Linked DNA regions of Homo sapiens: region 2 is linked to region 1. Evidence: read pairs that join two places in POLR2A ChIA-PET (ENCODE). Cell type or tissue: B cell. All regions are shown on one strand.

What was found. Peaks named below come from ENCODE experiments on the same cell type or tissue, not always from the same donor. Only the 100,000 strongest peaks of a DNase experiment are listed, where the experiment ranks them.
Region 2: POLR2A ChIA-PET joins it to region 1 with 5 read pairs; 1 of 35 experiments calls an interaction of 5 or more read pairs at or near these places.

Annotation. Positions count from the first base shown.
Region 1 is chrX:72,093,331-72,097,330 of GRCh38, reverse strand. The region is part of intron 1 of NHSL2 (NHS like 2); the gene reads right to left. Among named protein-coding and RNA genes, the nearest start is that of RTL5, 37 kb to the left of the region's middle. In B cell, no CTCF peak of the experiment used is centred here; DNase peaks (open chromatin) are centred at 30 and 2,230; H3K27ac peaks cover 579 bases.
Region 2 is chrX:72,237,059-72,241,058 of GRCh38, reverse strand. ERCC6L (ERCC excision repair 6 like, spindle assembly checkpoint helicase) reads left to right here and starts at 2,032. Exons shown (of 2, transcript NM_017669.4): 1 at 2,032-2,215. The coding sequence starts at 2,148. It also overlaps a transcript of PIN4 not described here. RefSeq lists an enhancer at 2,101-2,250. In B cell, no CTCF peak of the experiment used is centred here; a DNase peak (open chromatin) is centred at 1,978; H3K4me3 peaks cover 1,044 bases.

The DNA of each region.
Region 1 (4,000 bases):
AATGATATATGTGAAATTCCCCTGGAAGCTGTAAAGCATAGTTAACTGCGGTTAAGTGTGGTTAACTGTTATGAAACTTAAGTTTGTCTGTGGCCCTTCCCATTTCTTCCCCTTTTGGGCCCTCTTCTCTTCCAACCTGTTGGTACAAAAACTACTGGGCCCAAGGTTTGAAAGGAATCCAATTCAAAGAACATATGTTGGTCCCAGAAGAGATCACCTAGACTGAAGAACGTTTTCAGCATCCTAAGTTAATGGTAACTCAGCTATTTTTAAAGTAATATCCCATTCAAAAATTGGAGGGCTAGGAAGAGATTTGTTAAATTATACAAAATTACAGCTGGGGAGGAGGAAAAAGTTCTAGTGTTCTATGCCATTGCAGGATGACTATAGTTAAAAATCACGTATCATTTCTAGGCATGGTGGCATGTGCTTGTAGTCCCAGCTACTCGGGAGGCTGAGGCAGGACGATCGCGTGAGCCCAGGAGTTTGAGTCCAGCCTGGGCAACACAGTGAGACCCAGTCTCTAAAAGAAGAAAGAATTAAAAAACCCAAATGATAATATATAGTTTCAAATAGCTAGAAGGAGGATACTGAATGTTCCCAACACAAAGAAATGATAAATGTTTGAGATAATGGGTATGCTAATTACCCTGATCTGATCACTATACATTATCTGTATACCCCATGTATATGTACAAATAATTACATTTGTCAATTTTAAAACAACTTAAAAATTGGAAGCAAACAATTTACCTTTAAGAGGAATTCTGCGTTCAACATAAAGCTAGAATGCCATATATTATCCTATACAATTTTTAAGTACTAAATGCTTTTTTCAGATTAAGTCTAGCAAGCTGATTTCTGGACTGAAGGACTGACATCATACTGCTCTACAGAGGCGAGATAAGGAGAAATGGACCCTCCATACATTGTACCTCACCAGCCTTGGGATTGGCTTTATGGGCTCCAGTGGCCCAAGTCCTGGGGACACAGTTAGCTAAAATATCTCCTTGCCTCTTCCTCACTCCCAAAAGTTAGTCCGTCACCAAGTTCCGTTGATTCTACTTACCAAATCTGTCCAGAATCTGGCCATTTCTTACCATCAGCACTGCCACCACCCTAGACCAAGCCACTATTGCAGGCAGAAGTCTCCTAAGTGGCCTCCCAGCCCCCTCTCCTGCCCTCTGGCTCTACGAAGCAGCCACAGTCAGCTTTTTAAAAGAGCAGCCCTACTGCATCTCCCTTCTGCTTGGACCTCGGATGAGGAGATCTTTGGCTAATATGTCTACCCCTGTGACCTGAAAGCTCAGGGTGCCAGCAGGAACCCTGTCTGTTTTGATGACCACTGTAATCTCAGGCCTGGCCTCATGCCTGGCATGTAGTAGACACTTATTTGTTGAATGAAGGAATGGATTTTAGCAGTGCACATTTGTACAGTGCTTTAAAGGTAACAAAAACTTCATTTGATGCTCAGAATAACCCTGTCATAACCCTGTGTTATTGCTCTCATTTTGCAGATGAGGAAATTGAGGCTCAGAGCATTGCCTATGTTGGCAGAGTTAATGCAGAGCATATTGAAATCCAGGTCTATGGGGGTCAAAAGCCCATGCCTTTCTGGCTAAACCCCTCAGAGAGCTACGGGAGTGTGGAGGGCATGGAGTTGAGAGGCACTTTGATATTTCTTGGCTGTATAAGGGGCTACTTTACTCAGGCCTTCAGGGCCCTAGAGGCAAGTCCTGTGGGGATTCCCTGCCAACCAGCCCGGGAGGACAATGGATTCTAAATCAGGCTTTCCTGGATGACTACTCTAACTACAGTGACCTTATTTTCTGAATCTCAAATCAGAATTCTTGGTCTGACAAACAGAATAAAATACTTGAAACTGGGACTTTTCTGGAAAATCCAGGGCACAGAGTTGCTGTACCTATACCACATGGCAGCTACATAATGGGCACTTCTTGGCAAATTCTGACCCAGACACCTTGGTCTATCACATCTCAAGAAGATTTCTTTTACATAACAAAAGCTGTTTTCTGGGCCTCACCCCAAATTCTTTCCATCTACATTTCTTGTTTGCTCGTTTAATTACTTCCCTTACTTGCTCTTATCTTTCCTGTTTACAGCTTTCTTCTCAGTCTGCCCGAAAGAGCTTCTAGGTCCTGCTTGCTGATGGATGCTATAAGCGATTGAGAGAAATCATAAGCAAAAGTGCTTGGGAACCATGGCAACAGGGGCCATGGCAACAGGGGCCAAGCACTGAGAGACAGCCCTTCCTGGTTTCTGTTTTAGACCAAGTGGTGCTGATAAGGCCTGATGGTCCCATTGTGTCTGCTAATCAGGCAACACTGTTAGCAGGAGGCATTATGGCAAAATTCTGGTTTCAGAAAGAGCTTTGCAATGCTCTTGCTTTACTGCACCCTGCGTTGCAATGGTGGGCTCATGGTAAAGGGCATTGCCAAATCCAGGGTTGAATCTAAAATTTGCCCCAATTACTCCTCACATGTGGTTCAAGTATACTTAGAGCTCCATGATGGACAGGCAGGCAGGTCCCAGTGTTAGGGTGACAACTGCAAAAATTTGGTTATCATTCTCTTGGGCCTGGAAGTCGAGAATCATAAGGTTACTCAAGCAATAGATCCTAAGGATTTATACTGATGTCTGGGAGAGAAGGGGCTCTTAGTGAATTGGGGTGCAAAGTCTCTTCCCATGGAGGTTATCCATCTCTCTGATGTACCAGGTGCCCTTGAACAAAAGGGTGGGCTCTGGAGGGGCTGTGAACCTGCCCTGCCTTTTTCTTGTCTTGTTTTTTTTTTTAGATGACGAACTCTTTCAAGCATATGAAAAAATATCAGGAACAAATTCATTTCCCTTTATTTGCCCCAGAACATTTTTCCTAAAGAAATAAAATACTACAGCTTGAGTCAAAGCCCCCTGCATGTTTTGAAATGTGCTATGTATGTGCTCATAAACAATAAACTATACAGTATGGGTTGTATGTTCTTAAACTGTATAAATTGCATCAAATTGTCCATACCATTCTTTGCCATCATGAACATTCACAGCATATATGCCATCATTCACCTGTCTCAGAGTTTCTCTAGGGTATAGACCTAGGAGTGCAATAACCGAGGTAAAGGGTGGAAGTGTAACTTCTTAAGCCTTTTTGAGGGTAATATTCTGGTACTTATTTAAAGTAACTATTTATACACTGTTGGATGCTGTAACTGCACTTTCATAAAGCTATACTAGGGCTGGGCACGGTGGCTCACACCGGTAATCCCAGCATTTTGGGAGGCCAAGGCAGGTGGATCACCTGAGGTCAGGAGTTTCAGACCAGCCTGGCCAACATGGTGAAACCCCGTCTCTACTAAAAATACAAAAATTAGCCAAGCGTGGTGGAGCACACCTGTAATCCCAGCTACTCGGGTGGCTGAGGCAGGAGAATTACTTGAACCCAGGAGGTAGAGGCTGCAGCGAGCTGAGATCATGCCACTGCACTCCAGCCTGGGCAACAGAGAAGAGTAGGTTTTGAAAGAAAGAAAGAAAGGAAAAGAAAGAAAGAAAGAAAGAAAGAAAGAAAGAAAGAAAGAAAGAAAGAAAGAAAGAAAGCAAGCAAGCTATACTAGGGGAATATTCACACACACGCACACAGATATAAGTCCAAGGATGTTCATTGCTCCATTGCTAGTAATAAGGTGAAAATGGAAGCATCCTCAACATCTATCAATGGAAGGTGAGGCAGACAACCTGTGGGTCACCCACCCTATAGAATACCTTGGACTTTGGAAGGAAGCAGGCCCTTTCTCAGCCATCTCCTTGACTCCTGGATTGAAGAAATAATGTTGCTCACAGCACAAGGCCAGGTATTCAGGAAATGACTGGTAACTGCTTGTGTATTGGATGGAGATAACCTGACTACTGCCATGTAGGGACCTGGCCAAGGTTCTACATCTGCAGAGAAACCACCTTTCCTGGCAACAAATTCCAATATATCTGGGTA
Region 2 (4,000 bases), 140 kb before region 1:
TCTTTCCAGTGTGACACAGCGAAACGGCACAGATTTGTGTCCATATGGACCTAGTATTGAATTCTGGCTCTGCTGCTTCCTAGCTCAGGAAGCTTAGATGAAGTCAATTTATCTCTCTGAGCCTGTTTCCACATCTGAAAAATGTGGATAATAGTATACTAAAAGGCCTCTTAATAAAGGCCTTAAAGTCATACAAACCAGGAAAATAGCCCATGTTCTCCAAGATCCCCCACCTCCCCCCAACCCTTTTCTTTTTTTTGAGATGGAGTCTTGCTCTGTCGCCCAGGCTGGAGTGCAATGGCACGATCTCAGCTCACTGCAACGTCTGCCTCCTGGGTTCAAGCGATTCTTCCACCCCAGCCTCCCGAGAAGCTGGGATTACAGGCACCCGCCACCATGCCCAGCTAATTTTTGTAGAGACGGGGGTTTCACCATTTGGCCAGGCTGGTCTTGAACTCCTGACCTCAGGTGATCCGCCCGCCTCGGCCTCCCAAAGTGCTGGGATTACAGGTTCAGTGAGCCACTGAACCCGGCCTCCAACATTCCTTTTAACTCATAACGGTCTATAAATTTTATGAAAAGCTTAAAATTCTCTGGACATATGATGTATGACTGGGCCAATAGGTGAGTTTTCCAATACTGAATGCTAAATTAGTGTCTTGAGGAGTCATGTCTGTGTTCTTAACAGTATATGAACAAGGACAATTTTTGTTGGCCCACAACCTCCTATTTAGTGTCACCCAAGCAAGCCACTTAAACTCAATCACATTTCCTTAAGCTCTAGGCTCTGCCTTCTTTTTAGGCTCTGCATTTGAAAATGACTGTATCTTAGTTGGTGCTTCTGAAGAAATGATGACCACAGCACTACTTCTTTTTTTTTAAATTATTTTTGTCTTCCTTTTATTATACCAAGTATGTGAACCTAGTTACTTATTTCTTAAATAAGAACTTTAATTTTTTTTTTTTTTTTGAGATGGAGTCTTTCTCTGTCACCCAGGCTGGAGTGCAGTGGCATGATCTTGGCTCACTGCAGCCTCCACCTCCAGGGTTTGAGATTCTTGAAGACCCTTCTCTCTTTCTCTCTCTCTTTTTAAGAAAATAAATACAGCATAACGCCCTGTGGAGAAGAAAAAAATTTTTTTTAAAGAGACGGGAGTCTCACCATGTTGCCCAGGCTGGTCTCGAACTCCTAAGTGCAAGTGATCCTCCCACCTTAGCCTCCCAAAAGGCTAGGATAACAGGCGTGAGGCACTGCACCCAGCCTTTTTTTTTTTTTTTTTTTTTTTTGAGATGGAGTCTCGCTTTGCCACCCAGGCTGGAGTGCAGTGGTGCAATCCCGGCTCACTGCAACCTCCACCTCCTGGGTCCAAGCGATTCTCGTGCCTCAGCCACCCGAGTAGCTGGGACTGCGGGCGCCCGCCACCACGCCCGGCTAATTTTTTGTATTTTTAGTAGAGACGGGGTGTCACCATTTTAGCCAGGTTGGTCTCGAACTCCTGACCTCACGTGATCCGCCCGCCCCGGTCTCCCAAAGTGCTGGGATTACAGGCGTGAACCACCGCGTCTGGTCGCTTCTTCAATGTTAGTTTAAATCACAGGGACTATGCCTCCCAGGGTGTTTGAATTCAAAGCACGGTCAGTGCCAGGTACTGGCGATCAAGGAAGGGAAGATATCTGTGGATGCGGGGCAGGGTATGGTTGGGGGACGCAGGCGTTGGAGATCTCCAGGGGTCGCCGCAATGACTGGGATCATATCGGGCAGTCTCCTCCACTCACAATGATGGCACACGCACGCGCGAACGAATTGGCTGCAGCATGGTTTGAATTGGATTGAAACGCGAGGGATCACAGACTGAGGCAGCACACTCCGTGTCTCGAAGGCAGAGATCACCTTCTGCTTCCCGGCGCGCGTAGGCGCAGGCGCCCACCGTCATGGGCGGGGCTCAGGCGGAGGCGTCGCAGCGCGTGGTCGCGGATTGGCCGGCCGCGAGGCCGTCGGTTGGCTGTGTCCCTCTCCACGGCGCACAGAGCATGCGCGGGGCGGGAGTGAGCGAAATTCAAGCTCCAAACTCTAAGCTCCAAGCTCCAAGCTCCAAGCTCCAAGCTCCAAACTCCCGCCGGGGTAACTGGAACCCAATCCGAGGGTCATGGAGGCATCCCGAAGGTTTCCGGAAGCCGAGGCCTTGAGCCCAGAGCAGGCTGCTCATTACCTAAGGTATGTCTGGACCGCTGGGCGGGTCTAGCTAACCGACCTGGCCCAGGGTGGAGGTGGGGTGGCCCCCGGATCCTCCTGGGGACCCGAACTGTTGAGGCGGAGCCTTTTGAGACGCGCGCTCGCGCTCTTCTCGCAGTAGGGTGTGGGAGTCAGCTCTGGATGTTTGACCAGATTTCTAAAACCTGAGGAGACCCCGATGCCTCTTCTTTTGGGCAAATGACCCTCCAGTATGGTCTCCTTAAAAGCCAGAGGAGCCTTAATTAATCAAGCCCTTCTTGATTCTTTTCAGCTTATCAAGCCCTAAGTCTAGGGGATACAGAGATGAGTAAAACAAGGTCCCCGCCCCCAAATTGTTTGTAATCTAGTAGTGGAAACGGATCTGTAAAGCAATAATTACTAGGTTTGATAAGTGCTGTAAGAGGTATAATGTACGTGCAGGGCACAGTGTTGGCATAAAAGAGGGAATGGCCAACTACAAGGGTGGTCAGCTAAGGGATGGCGTGGCAAGAGGAGACATTTGAGCTAGGCGTTGAAAAATGAGTAAACATTCACCAGTTGGCTAAGGGTGGGGGGCGTGGTAATGTTGGGATGAGAATTTAAATTTTTTCTTAAATTGTGGTAAAGTACACATAACATAAATTTTATCTTTTTGTGCAGAAACTGGGTTTTATGAAAAATAAAGTTTATCATCCTAACCATTTTTAAATGTACAGTTCAGTAGTGTTGACTACATTCATATTGTTGTGCAGCCGTCCGTCATCTCCAGAACTTTTCTCATGTGGCAAAACTGAAACTACTCCCATTAAACAAACTCCCCATTTCCCCCTCCCTTCAGCCCCTAGCAACCATTATTCTGTCTCTGTGAATTTTACTGCTTTAATTTTTTTTGAGACAGGGTCTTGCTGTGTCGCCCAGACTGGAATTCAGTGGCCTGATCATAGTTCACTGCAGCCTCGAACTCCTGGGCTCAAGCAGTCCTCCTGCCCCAGCCTCCCTAGTAGCTGGGACTTAAGGTGGGTGCCACCATGTCCAGCCAATTTATTATTTTACTATTGTTGTTTTATATATATTTTTAGAGACAGGGTCTGGCTCTGTCACCCAGGCTGGAGTGCAGTGGCGCGATCTCTAACTCAGCTCACTGCAACTTCCATCCCCCGGGGCTCATGCGATCCTCCCACCTGTTTCCGGAGTAGCTGGGACCACAGGCGCACACCACCACACCCAGCTATTTTTTTTTTTTCTTTTTTTGATACAGTCTCGCTCTGTCACCCAGGCTGGAGTGCAGTGGCGCGGTCTGGGCTCACAGCAAGCTCCGCCTTCCGGGTTCACGCCATTCTCCTGCCTCAGCCTCCCGAGTAGCTGGGACTACAGGCGCCCGCTAACACACCCGGCTAATTTTTTGTATTTTTGGTAGAGACGGGGTTTCACCGTGTTAGCCGGGATGGTCTCAATCTCCTGACCTCGTGATCCGCCCGCCTCGGCCTCCCAAAGTATTTTTTTTGTGTTTTTAGTAGAGACAGGGTCTCGCCATGTTGCCCAGGCTGGTCTCAAACTCCTGAGTTCAAGCAATCCTCCTGCCTCGGCCTCCCAAAGTGTTGAGATTACAGACGTGGGCCACCATGCCAGGCCTTTCATTTAGATTTTTCCAATTGTTTGCCATTATACTTTTGTTGTAATAGGCAGCCTTTGTGTGAATTTTTGTGCACTTCGTAACTGAGTGTACACTTTGGAATTCCGATTGCTGGGTCTTAGGGAATGTGTATTTAAAATTGCCATTCAAGAAAA